Regions from separate parts of the Homo sapiens genome. Here region 1 is linked to region 2. A link is a contact called in ENCODE Hi-C data. All regions are on one chromosome and are shown on one strand. The core of a region is the stretch at or near the end of the contact, and the rest is flanking DNA. Distances in the headings are between cores, read along the strand shown.

Region 1 (5,514 bases), core at 797-3,296, 1.2 Mb after region 2:
CAGGTGTTGTGGCACATGCCTGTAGTCCCTCCTACTCAGGAGGATGAGGCAGGAGGATGGCTTGAGCACAGGAGATCAAGGCTGCAGTGAGCTATGATTGCACCACTGCACTTCAACCTGGATGACAGAGTAAGACCCTGTCTCAGAAATAAATAAATAAATATACTATAATCTTCATATGCATGCAACAATAGAATTTAGACATGAGAAATAAAAATAAAATGTTCAGCTCCCCAACTGACTAAATGGACACTCTCTTGGCCAAGGGGACCTCAGAGAAAGCTTAGAAACAGGGTTTCCAGCCATGATGGGATGGAAGGTCCATGTTGCCTCCTTTTTCCTCCTCCTTCCAGCCATGATGGGATGGAAGGTCCATGTTGCCTCCTTTTTCCTCCTCCTTCCAGCCATGATGGGATGGAAGGTCCATGTTGCCTCCTTTTTCCTCCTCCTTCCAGCCATGATGGGATGGAAGGTCAGGCTCACCTACTTTTTCCTCCTCCCTCACTAACCACCAGACTTTTCTTTCCTAAGAGTTAAACAGAAACCTGTCCTTTTGAAAGACTTGCTCTGCTACTGATTTCAAACAACTGCCTGATACTGCAACCAGACTCCCCTTCGTTTTTGTGGTTTCGGCACAACAATTGACCAGCATTCCTGGCTGGTGAGAGACCACGCACCATGGACTCGTTCTGGCTGTTTACAGGACTGGGCACTGCATGTCTTTGTGTCCTCCATTTCACCTTTTGACATATACAGCCAAATTTTGATGCATTTAAATGTTGTCTCCACCCCAAAGTGAAAATGGGATGTATATAACATTCATGTTTGCTTACTACTCATACTTGCATACCCAATTTTGTGATTATTCCTAGTCCTGCTATACCCTGTTTAATATGTATACTTATCCAACCCATTCAGCATAAATTCCTGTCTCACCCTTCCTCCTTCAAAGTGCCCACTTTCAGTTTCTGCCAGAATCTATGCTTCTCGGCCTGTAGGATGGCCGGCTTGCAGGCTGCAACTCTTTTTAAGGAATAAAGCTCTCGGCCGGTCGTAGTGGCTCACGCCTGTAATCCCAGCATTTTGGGAGGCCGAGGCGGGTGGATCATCTGAGGTCAGGAGTTCAAGGCCAGCCTGGCCAACATAGTGAAACCTGCCTCTACTAAAAATACAAAAAAAAAAAAAAAAAATCAGCCGGGTGTGGTGGTGCATGCCTGTAGTTCCAGTTACTCAGGAGGCTGAGGCAGGAGAATTGTTTGAACCCAGAAGGCAGAGGTTGCAGTGAGCCAAGATCGCGCCACTGCACTCCAGTCTGGGTGACAGGGCATGACTCTGTCTCAAAATAAAATAAAATAAAACATAAAGCTCTCCTCTCCAAATGTATAGATCTCACAATTTTAAGTTGACGGACAAAAGAGGATTGTTTATGAAGAAGGAGCTAATGGTAAAATATCTGACTCTGACGAAGGATGACATCACCAAGCATTTATTTTAGTGAATAGGCATATTTCTAAAATGCCTGTCTCCTATCATTATGAGTCAGGCATGAAGGTAATTACCTCTACCCATCTTTAGGGTTACTGATAAAACTAAATGAGACACTGCATCTGAAACATAGGTTGTTGTTGAATAATGGTTTCTCTCTTTTCCTCATCTCTACCAATTTGTGTTCTTTCATCCTTCAAACCTTCCTGAGAGCTTACCTTCTCATGATACGATTTCTTTAAGTTAAATTCAGCTGTTAATTTATGTTCTTTTTGCACTCAAATATGTGGTCTGCATTTTAAGTATAGCTGCTTAAGTTTTCAGATGTGTTGCACAGGGGCATATTCTATCTCTCTAGAAACACACCAGAATTGCAAGGTGTTCAGCCAAGGCAGAGAAATTGGCCTCCACTTGTTCTCGAGTGTGTGTGTTCTCTGACTCTTCTCAACTCTTCCCCAGCCCCCCAGCATTTAGCCCACTGATCCAAATAGAGTCATTACCCAACAAATTGTGAGAAGTGCTTGCCTAACAGCCCCTCTAACTTAATAGCATTGTGCCACACAGGCACGCTAAGGAAGGACAGAATGACCTCTTTCATTATGCAGGCCTGTGATGTTCCTCATTAGTTTTATAAGAGCCAATTCCTTTCACCAGAGTGGGGAGGATCTGGCTACTTACGTGGGAAGAACGTAAGTTGGAAATTGGCCAAGGAACTGATAGTACTATCAACTGGACACAGAGTCTTTCTGCTTTATGTCAACTATTACAGCAGAGCTCCTCCTGTTGTTTACTCTGTGGGCAGTCTTAAAATGATGTGTCTAATAGCAAAGTCTTACTGAGTGCCATTTATGTACCTGGAACTATTCTAAGTGCTTATACATATATGGACTCATTTAGTACTCACAGCAAACTGATGAGATAAGTATAATGATTATCTGTTTTACACATGAAAAAACTGAGGCACAGAGAGATGGAGAAATTTGTCCCAAAGCAGACAACTAATAAGTGGCATATCTGGGATTCAATCTCAGCAAACTAACTCGAGAGCCTGCTCTCTTAGCCATACATTACACTGTGGTGTATGCTCACTGCTGCATACCTCCTCTATTCACTATGGATCAATCCTGTAGGCATACATGAACACCTATGAGAAAAAGTTTCAAAGACAGGTTAGACATCATTTCTACTCTCTGTGGTCCCACAATCTAGTTGGGAAACAAATAGAAAAATATGTAATGGAAACTTTATATCCTTCTGGACCATTTGAAACCTACTATATCATCTACCCACTCACTATCCTCTTTCTCTTTGGATAGGTGAATGCTCATCTGAAGATGTTTTACCATTATTTCTTTACTGTGTGGGTTAGTACACAGGGCTGCCATAACAAATTACCACAGACTGGGTGTCTTTAGACAACAGAAATTTATTTTCTCACAATTCTAAGAGCTTGAAGTTCAAGATCAAGGTGTCAGCAGGGTTGGTTTCTTCTGAGGCCCCTCCCCTTGGCTTGTAGATGGCCATCTTTCCCTGTGTCTTGACATGGTCTTCCTCTTACCCATCTGTGTCCAGACTTACTCTTTCTTTAGGGACATCAGCGAAACTGGATTAAGACCCACCTTAATGACCTCATTTTAACTTCATTACCTCTTTAAAAACCCTTTCTCCAAACACAGTCACCATCTGTGGTACTGGGAGTTAGGACTTCAATAAACGAATCAATAAATGAATTTTTGGGGAACACAACTCAGTCCACAACACTGTATTAACCCTCCCTCCCCAACAACTTCTCTAGAAAGTGCTCTGACATCTTTAATGACAATATACTCCCAGCACTTGAAAGAATTAAAAATTTTTCTCAGTCTGAGACAGGAGAAGAAAAAAATTATGTGTATTGCAAGCAAAGTGCATAATTAAGATGTTGCGAATGATTCCTGGGAATACCCTTCTGGTAACTCAAAAACACTGCCAGCATCAGGACAAATAGCTAATGCATGTGGGGCTTAATACCTAGGTAATGGGTTGATAGGTGCAGCAAACCACCATGACACACATTTACATATGTAAAAAACCTGCATATTCTGCACATGTATCCCAGAAATTAAAGTAAAATTTATAAAAACACTGCCTATAATTGCTTTCAAAGGCTAATTTAGTATTCTTCCCATTATATGATGTTACATATGTGTGTAAAGTGAAGTTTATCTAACAAAAAAATAGATTGCACACCCCAGCTTTTATCCCCCAGAAGTGGTTAGTACACCCCAAACATCTTCTGGGGCAGGATAAAATTAGGAGTGAGCCCTTATAATGGTGATAAAGTAAATATAAGGGTTGAGAAGATCTCATTACGTAATTCATAGTGAGAGTCATTATCCACTACAATTGACAGAATGCTTTCTGTGAATAAATTTTACCTTTTTTCATGCAAATAAATAATAAAATAATAAAATAAATACATGGATGGCACTTTATGTTTTGCAATGTGTTACATTAAAGTAACAAAGTCATGTCATAGGTCAAAATAATATTCAGATAGTTCATATTCGTTTTATCAAAAGGATGGAATATTCCCTCCTAACACTAGTTATTTTGCTCAATTCATCTCAAAAGTTAGTAATTTTGAAAAGGAATGCTTACATTTTCTTTTTATGTGACTGGACAAAATTCCAGTGTGGGTGTTCAATCCACCCTTCAGGGACAAAAGCAACATGGCTGAATTTTTAAGTGAATTGCTTTGTGGCAATATCTCACCCGTTGATGAATCCTTGTGGCATAATATAATTCTGTAATAAAATTTCACAGCTCAATCGTTCATATATTTCTAATGATTCACAGCACAATTTCCCAGATTGCTTGAGAGGGATTAACAGATTACATAAAAGCCATTGTTAAAATTGATCAAATGACAATTTTATCGCTGTTACTGAACTCCACATTTTTTTTTTTGGCTGTCAATGAAAGTTTTGTAAAAGAACACATGGCAGACCTACATCATGAATTTTTCCAAAAATTAAATATTTTCCAACCATAGCTATCTGGTAAATCAATTAGAACAGCTTTTCCATCTTAATGAAATTTGAAGCTGGTTTACTAAAGAAATTTTCTGTGAATAATTTTATTTTATCATGGGAACACATTTGCTTTCTTCAGGGAATTTCAAATTATTTGTAAATTTAAATGTTACAAAGATTAGGAACACTTCCTTGCTTATAGAATTCAAAAACCCTGCCAAACAAGAAGCCACAAAATAATATTTTTTTAAAAATCTCCCATAATTCTAGGAATTGTTCTATTCTAAGGTAAAATGTTAAATTAGATAATATTTACATTTTCTCCTAATTCTAATGTTCTTCGATTTTTCTGATCCTTTTAGATTACTATAAACCTAGCCAAAATAGTATATTTCAAATAAAGTGTAATAATTGTATATAACCATTTTAAAGAAAAACATTCCTACAGTTCTCAGTATTGACTTAAATTTGTGTGTGTGTCTGTGTGTGTGTGTGTGTGTGTGTGTGTGTGTGTGTGTGTGTGTGTGTGTGTGTCTGTAGAGATGGGGTTTCACTACATTGCCCAGGCTGGTCTCAAACTCCTGACCTCTTGAGTCCCTGGGATTACAGGGTAAATTACTTTCATAATACTATTAAATATATTTAACCATAAACTAGGTTTATTCTAACAACTCTTATACAACTATAAAAAACAAAACTTGGCTGGGCATGTTGGCTCATGCCTGTAATCCCAGCACTTTGGGAGGCTGAGGCTAGAGGATTGCTTGAGGCCAGGAGTTCTAGACCAGCATGGGCAACAAAATGAGACCCCATCCTCTACAAAAAAATATTAAAAACTTAGCCAGGTATGGTAATGTACGCCTCTAGTCCCAGCTGCTTGAGAAGATGAGGCAGGAGAAGCGCTAAATCACTTGAGCCTGGGAGTCTGAGGCTGCAGTGAGCTATGATTGTGCCATGACACTCCAGCCTCCCTGGGTGACAAAGCAAGATCCTGACCCAAAAAAACAAAGAAGAA
Region 2 (5,714 bases), core at 3,161-5,660:
GTCAGAAGTCAAAATACTGAAATATCTGAATAAATAAATTAATGACCTGTAACATCACTTCTATCCTTAAATACATATTCTGGTGGGGGGAAAAAAAAGAGCAAATCTGCATCTCATTCAACTTCCTGATTTCTCTCTGTTGTCCGGATGTGTTAGATTAAATACGACCACAGATTCTTTGCAGCTCCTCCTATAAAGAGGTGGAGTCTATTTTCCCACTCTTTGAAACTGATCTGTCCTTGTGACTTGCTTTGATAGAATGCAACAGAAGTGATATAATGTGGCTTCTGAACTTCTATTTTAAGACGCTTTGCAGTTTTTACTTTTGCCTTCTTGGAATACTTCCAGAATCATATAAAAAGTCCAGGTGAAAGTTTGCACAGAGAGAGAGCTTCGCAGTTTTCAGGGCCATGCCAGTCATCCTACTGAGGCCCTAGGCATGTGAATGAAGCCATCTTAGAGTCCCAAGCCCCACTCGAGCCACGAGCCACAAGCTATCTGAACCCCATGAGTGAGCCCAGATGAGACAAACATAATTGCCTAGTCAACTCACAGAACTGTGAGAAGTGATAAATCACCATCAAGCCATTAAGTCCTCGCTTTGTTATACAGAAATAGATAACTAGCCGTATGTTAGTTAGGTATATTTAGCTTGTCTCCCTAATCTCTGGAATATGCGAAGGCAGAATTTTCCATTCACCTTTCCCCATTATGGCAAAGCACATAATAACATCTAAAATAAGCTCAAAATAAAGGTCATTCCAATGAAAGATTGGACCTTGCTAAGTTTCAGTTTTCTAACTAGTGAAGTAAAGCTATTGGATTAAATACAATTTAGGATTCTCTTTGTTCTACCTCCCATAACACCAGCTCATTTTGTTAGATGAATTCTCTGGAAGAATTGGAACTAATGATTCTATTTTATTTTTTGTCTTCCATCTGAATTGTTCTGGCCGGTTTATTCCTTAAATGCCCAAGATAGATAAAAGGTACCGAATGGAAATAGACAAGAACTCCAGGTCTGTGGGGGACACAAGAATCTTCCACTCTGCTTTTCCTGTGAAAATTCTGTTCTTCCTACATATAAATGAGCCGTACTCATCCAAACCTGTGTTTGAATTGCACATAGTTATGGGATAAAGATCTGCTGGCACATTCAGGAAGATGATCTGTGCTTCTACTGAATTTTTAGGTGTAAGAGTCAGCATACACATTTGCTGAGCCCATGTCCCAAGGCTCTGAGAAGGTTCGTGGCACAAGATACCCAATATGCTAGATAAAAGGCAGATTGTGACTTTGCTATTTAGATTTGTCTGCTTAGGTGGTTTCGGCTATTGCATTTGAGATCTTTGCAGCTGACTGGTTGTATGCATTTGACTTGAATTTTTATGTGCTTGCTAGATGTTTTAGGTTTTGCTCTGTGACCTTGAACGGCATTATGTCAATTAAATCACACAGTGGGGAAATGACTTAGACCACCAAGAGTTATTGAACAAAATTTCATTTAGCATTGGGAAAAAATTGTTGAAGATAAAAACTCATAGAATTTTGGAATCAAAAACATTTTAGAAACCATTTAGTGAGGAGAGTGGGACTCACAGAACAGGGTGATCTGCCCAAAGTCACTAAGCTAGGTAATGGCATTCTGTGCAACTTTAAAATAAACAAACTCTATACTATTTGCAAATGCTATTAGAAATTAGAGAAAGATCTTGGGTGCTGTGATATTATGGGCAGTGCACCAAAAAGCCAAATATTCCTTTGTACAATATTTATCTTCAAGGACATGGACATAAGTGGCTAAGCAAAGGCAGCAATCAGATAATCCTAGATGCAGTTGTATATGCATCTGTATGTATATATGTATATGCACGTATATATACAGAGAGAGAAAGAAAAAGTAGTTTGCCAGGGCAGAGATTTAGTCTGATTGCCACCTATGGAAGGCATGGAGAGTCTGAGAAGAGAAGTTATTGCTTATGCTGACCTTTTAAAAACTTCTGAAAGCTTCAGTCCCACAAAACATGGTCCAATCAATGTCCTGGAATCTGACCAGTTGGATCATTCTCTCTTAGGGGAATGGAATTTTTTCCTCTTTTCTTGACTTAGCATTTAGAAAATCTAAGGGGAAGAGCCTAGCGCTCCCCCTAGAGGCTAATATTTATGCTTGCAACTTAGAAAGCATTGCAATATAAGGTTCTGTTTTCAAAGTCTTGAAACTTTCCTGAGGAATATATTATCACGCTCTCTATTCATTACCTGTAGACGTTTTAATAAGATGAAAGTAGACTATTCACAGCTGCGCCTCATTAATAAAAGGTTGAAGACATCGTTTTTTATAATGGACTTTTAAAAAGTACGCATTTAGTGGCTTTTTACCTTTTAATGCTTTTTACCTTTTACCTTTTATCCTCGGTGGTAGCACATTGGGCTTCTATGTTCCAAAATACAGATAATCTCTAAAGTCAAGTGACAGGAGTTTAGTTATATGGGTAGTGAGCTGAAAAAACACCACCCTATATTTCTAAGTGACTATATTTGTAACTGAATAGGCCACTTGTCATCAGCTAAAGTTTCCATGGATAACGTAGCATGTGACTTTTATAGGATATTGCCTCCTACACAACAGGCTGTATTCAGTAATAAGTACAGGCAATTCGGATGCTGTTATAATATTTACCATGAATTTCTCAAGGCAAATCCTGATAATATTCAGTTTATAAGAATGAGTGTTTACACTTTCATAGGTGTTTAATTAACAAAATGTAATTAGAGAGGTGGAAGGGTTTCTGTTTTTCTCATTTCTTACTTTGTTCTCTGTTAGTGGTGTGCCATAAACCCCCAAAAGGGAGCTGAAGTATGATCCTATTATATTAAAGTAGCAAGTGAATTTGTTAAACTCCTGGTAAGACATGTACACATATGGGTTGGGAATATTTTTGGTGTAGAAAAGTAATATATATATATGATATATATTAATTTATAATTACAAATATCATTTTCACATCATACAGAATATGATAGGTACTACAGATATAATTGTACTTTTAATCTATGTGTGTGTGTTTCAGTCTTGAGGACCTGGAAGCAAATGAGGAGAGAAGAAGGAAAGTTGATGTATTATTTTTGTAGCCTTTGTTTTCACTTTCTTTTGTTGTCTTAATACTGCCAATTGTGGAAGAAAGCCATTTGGGAAGTATTTGTGGTGCTTTCTTCAACTTGATTAGGCTTTGCTGCCAGGGCCTTCGTTGTACTATACAGGAATTCCTGTGATTTTCAGGAACACAAAGCGGTCTTTAGAAACACATTCGCTGGGCAGACAGGAGGGAAAAACACACTATTTGGCCAACCAGAGGAAGAAAGCTCATGTCTGGAAAATTTTACTGAACACCCCATCAGGAAATTCATTACTTATATTCTAAACAGCAGCTTCCGAGATCTGTTTTTATATTTATAGAATATCTGGCAGCAAGCAAATGTAAAAGAGAGCTATATTACATTTAGTATTTTGCTTTTGCTTTTTCAGTTCCACTTTTAAAACTATATAGGAAATAATGAGCTCACAAGTATTGTTTTGGCATTCTTCAATGTGCTCACATTTAACAGATCATGACCATTTATTATACTACAAGAATAACAATACATTTTAACCCCAACTCTTAATACTATTAGAAATTATTGAAATTGAAGAGCCTTGATGTGAAAATTAAGCTGGGGCTTTGTACAAAAGATCTGACTTTAATAGCCATGTTCATCTTGGCCAACTTATTTATTTTCTACGTTTCTTGACTGGATATGTAGAGCATTTAGGAGAAGAATTTTATTCAGTGTCCAAAAGGAAGTAGTTTCTATGGAAAAGGTGCTATAAATGGATTTGATAACTGAGTCCAAGTCCCAGGTTTTTCTCTTATCAAGTGATTAACAAAATGTTACCCTTTCTGAAATGGGGACAAAAATGCTTTCTCTAACAGCCCCTATAGGGTGATTGAATCAATCAGGGTCCATCAGGGAACAGAAACCACGCCAGTTATTTGAACATAGATATTAAATGTAAGTAACTGTTAACTAGATATAAGATTGTTGTTAATAAAATCAATGAAAGGGTAAAAGAGAACTACAAATAATCACAGAAGTGGCAACTGTAGGATGCAGCTTCCAGCTCTAGAGGTAGGGAATAGAGAGAAGACTTTGGAGTTATTAAAACTTAGATCTTGGAGGAAAGGACTAGTAGAGCTGAAATTTATCCCACTAATGGTGAACTTGGACAAGACCCATAGACCTGAAATTCATTCTGCAGAGGGAACATGGGTCAGGCTAGCTCTAGTATCTCTGAAAGCCATGCAATAGTACTGCAAATGTTGGAAGTATTGCAAACTGGTTTCAGCTGCTATTACAGGAAGGAGCAGCTGCTCCTTGGGCAAACAAAACAGCTAGGGTGATGCTGTTAGGAATAGCAGGCAGTCAGCTAGCCCATAGGAAAACAATATTTCTTCTTTCTTCACCAGGCTTTTCAGTTTCCATCTGGGCTCCCTGTTAGAAGAGCCTAACATAGAGCCATCAGAGTCAGGATAAACATGGTTTTGAGAGTCTCAGCCATAGCATCACAATGAAGTTTACAGAATGGACAAATAGATTTGGAGCTGAGAGATAATTTCTTGCACAGCTTTATGTAAAATGCTTTCCAATGTAGACAAAAGTAAAGTATAATTTTGCAGTGTAAAGGTAGAATTTTATTTTCATTAACATTTTTGCTCTTTTAAATCTTGGAAAATAACAGTGGCTTAGACATTCTTAAATGACTTCTGTGTTGTAAAATATCTTACCAATAGCAGGGTACTTGAAATTTACACCACACGAGGCCTTTTGGTTGAGGCTCAATGGTTTATGAATAATATACTTATTCTGCTATAGTAAAGTAAGGATTAGAACATTAATGCAGAATGAGGTAAACCTAGGGGAAGGGGAAATGTGGTGAGAATTTGAATTACATTAGTATTGGTGGTGTGTAAGGAAAACTGATGTAGGTCTTAGTTTTTTGTTTTACCAAAGAAAATAATTGGAAGAATGATCACCAAGAAGAGAGAGGTTGAATATTATGCATTATACACTCTGACTTATCTTTAAATTATCATATAGAAGTGACAACTGCAACATGGACAGCAATTATTGAAGAGAAAATGGTACAACAATGATTCGATTTCTATTTTTTTGCTCAAATAAAGCAAGGACATACAATATGTTCTTGAAGTACCATTACAAATTACATCTCTGAACACTCAGAGAAAGGCTAATAGTGCAGACTGTTCTTAATAGTGGAAAGCAACATACAATTCAAGTTCTTCAGCCTCATATCTCATGGTAATTTTCTTTCTTATGTCTTATTGCATTCTAAGCGCCGAAGAGGTAGCTTTGATTGTGGTGATAATAGTCTGTGTCCTAAAGCAAGACTATTTTTAAGGCAATAGAGTACCTTTTTAGAAAACTCTTTATCTCTGTCATACATTAAAGAGAATAAACAGATATTCAGTGGTTTGATAGTGGCAGTAATGATGGATTTTTTTTTTTTTACAACTTATCTGACAGTATTGGTTTCAGAAAGATCTGGAATTACTTGAGCATAAAATTCTTGCTTTGTCTATTTTAAAAACTATAGCTGACAAATAAGCTCATGTGTGATTCTTTGATTCTTGGGGAGGGAAAGAATCTAAAGATGT

The links. A loop is a pair of places that touch in the nucleus more often than their neighbours do. Pooled maps may share reads with other maps.
Region 1: a map of PC-3 shows a loop between it and region 2 (7-fold over the local background). The contact joins two enhancer-like sites. A Hi-C loop is called at or near these places in 3 of 168 maps with a recorded cell type or tissue (IMR-90, PC-3 and endothelial cell of umbilical vein), 4 of 37 single-sample maps with no recorded cell type and 6 of 50 pooled maps.

What each region holds. Positions count from the first base shown.
Region 1 is chr4:141,150,929-141,156,442 of GRCh38, reverse strand. It overlaps a transcript of RNF150 not described here. Among named protein-coding and RNA genes, the nearest start is that of RNF150, 20 kb to the right of the region's middle. Within about 2 kb of position 2,046, at least 2 of the 41 ENCODE cell types and tissues checked have a DNase peak (open chromatin) inside an H3K27ac peak, as active enhancers do.
Region 2 is chr4:142,349,747-142,355,460 of GRCh38, reverse strand. All of the region lies in intron 7 of INPP4B (inositol polyphosphate-4-phosphatase type II B), which reads left to right. Among named protein-coding and RNA genes, the nearest start is that of INPP4B, 490 kb to the left of the region's middle. Within about 2 kb of position 4,410, at least 4 of the 41 ENCODE cell types and tissues checked have a DNase peak (open chromatin) inside an H3K27ac peak, as active enhancers do.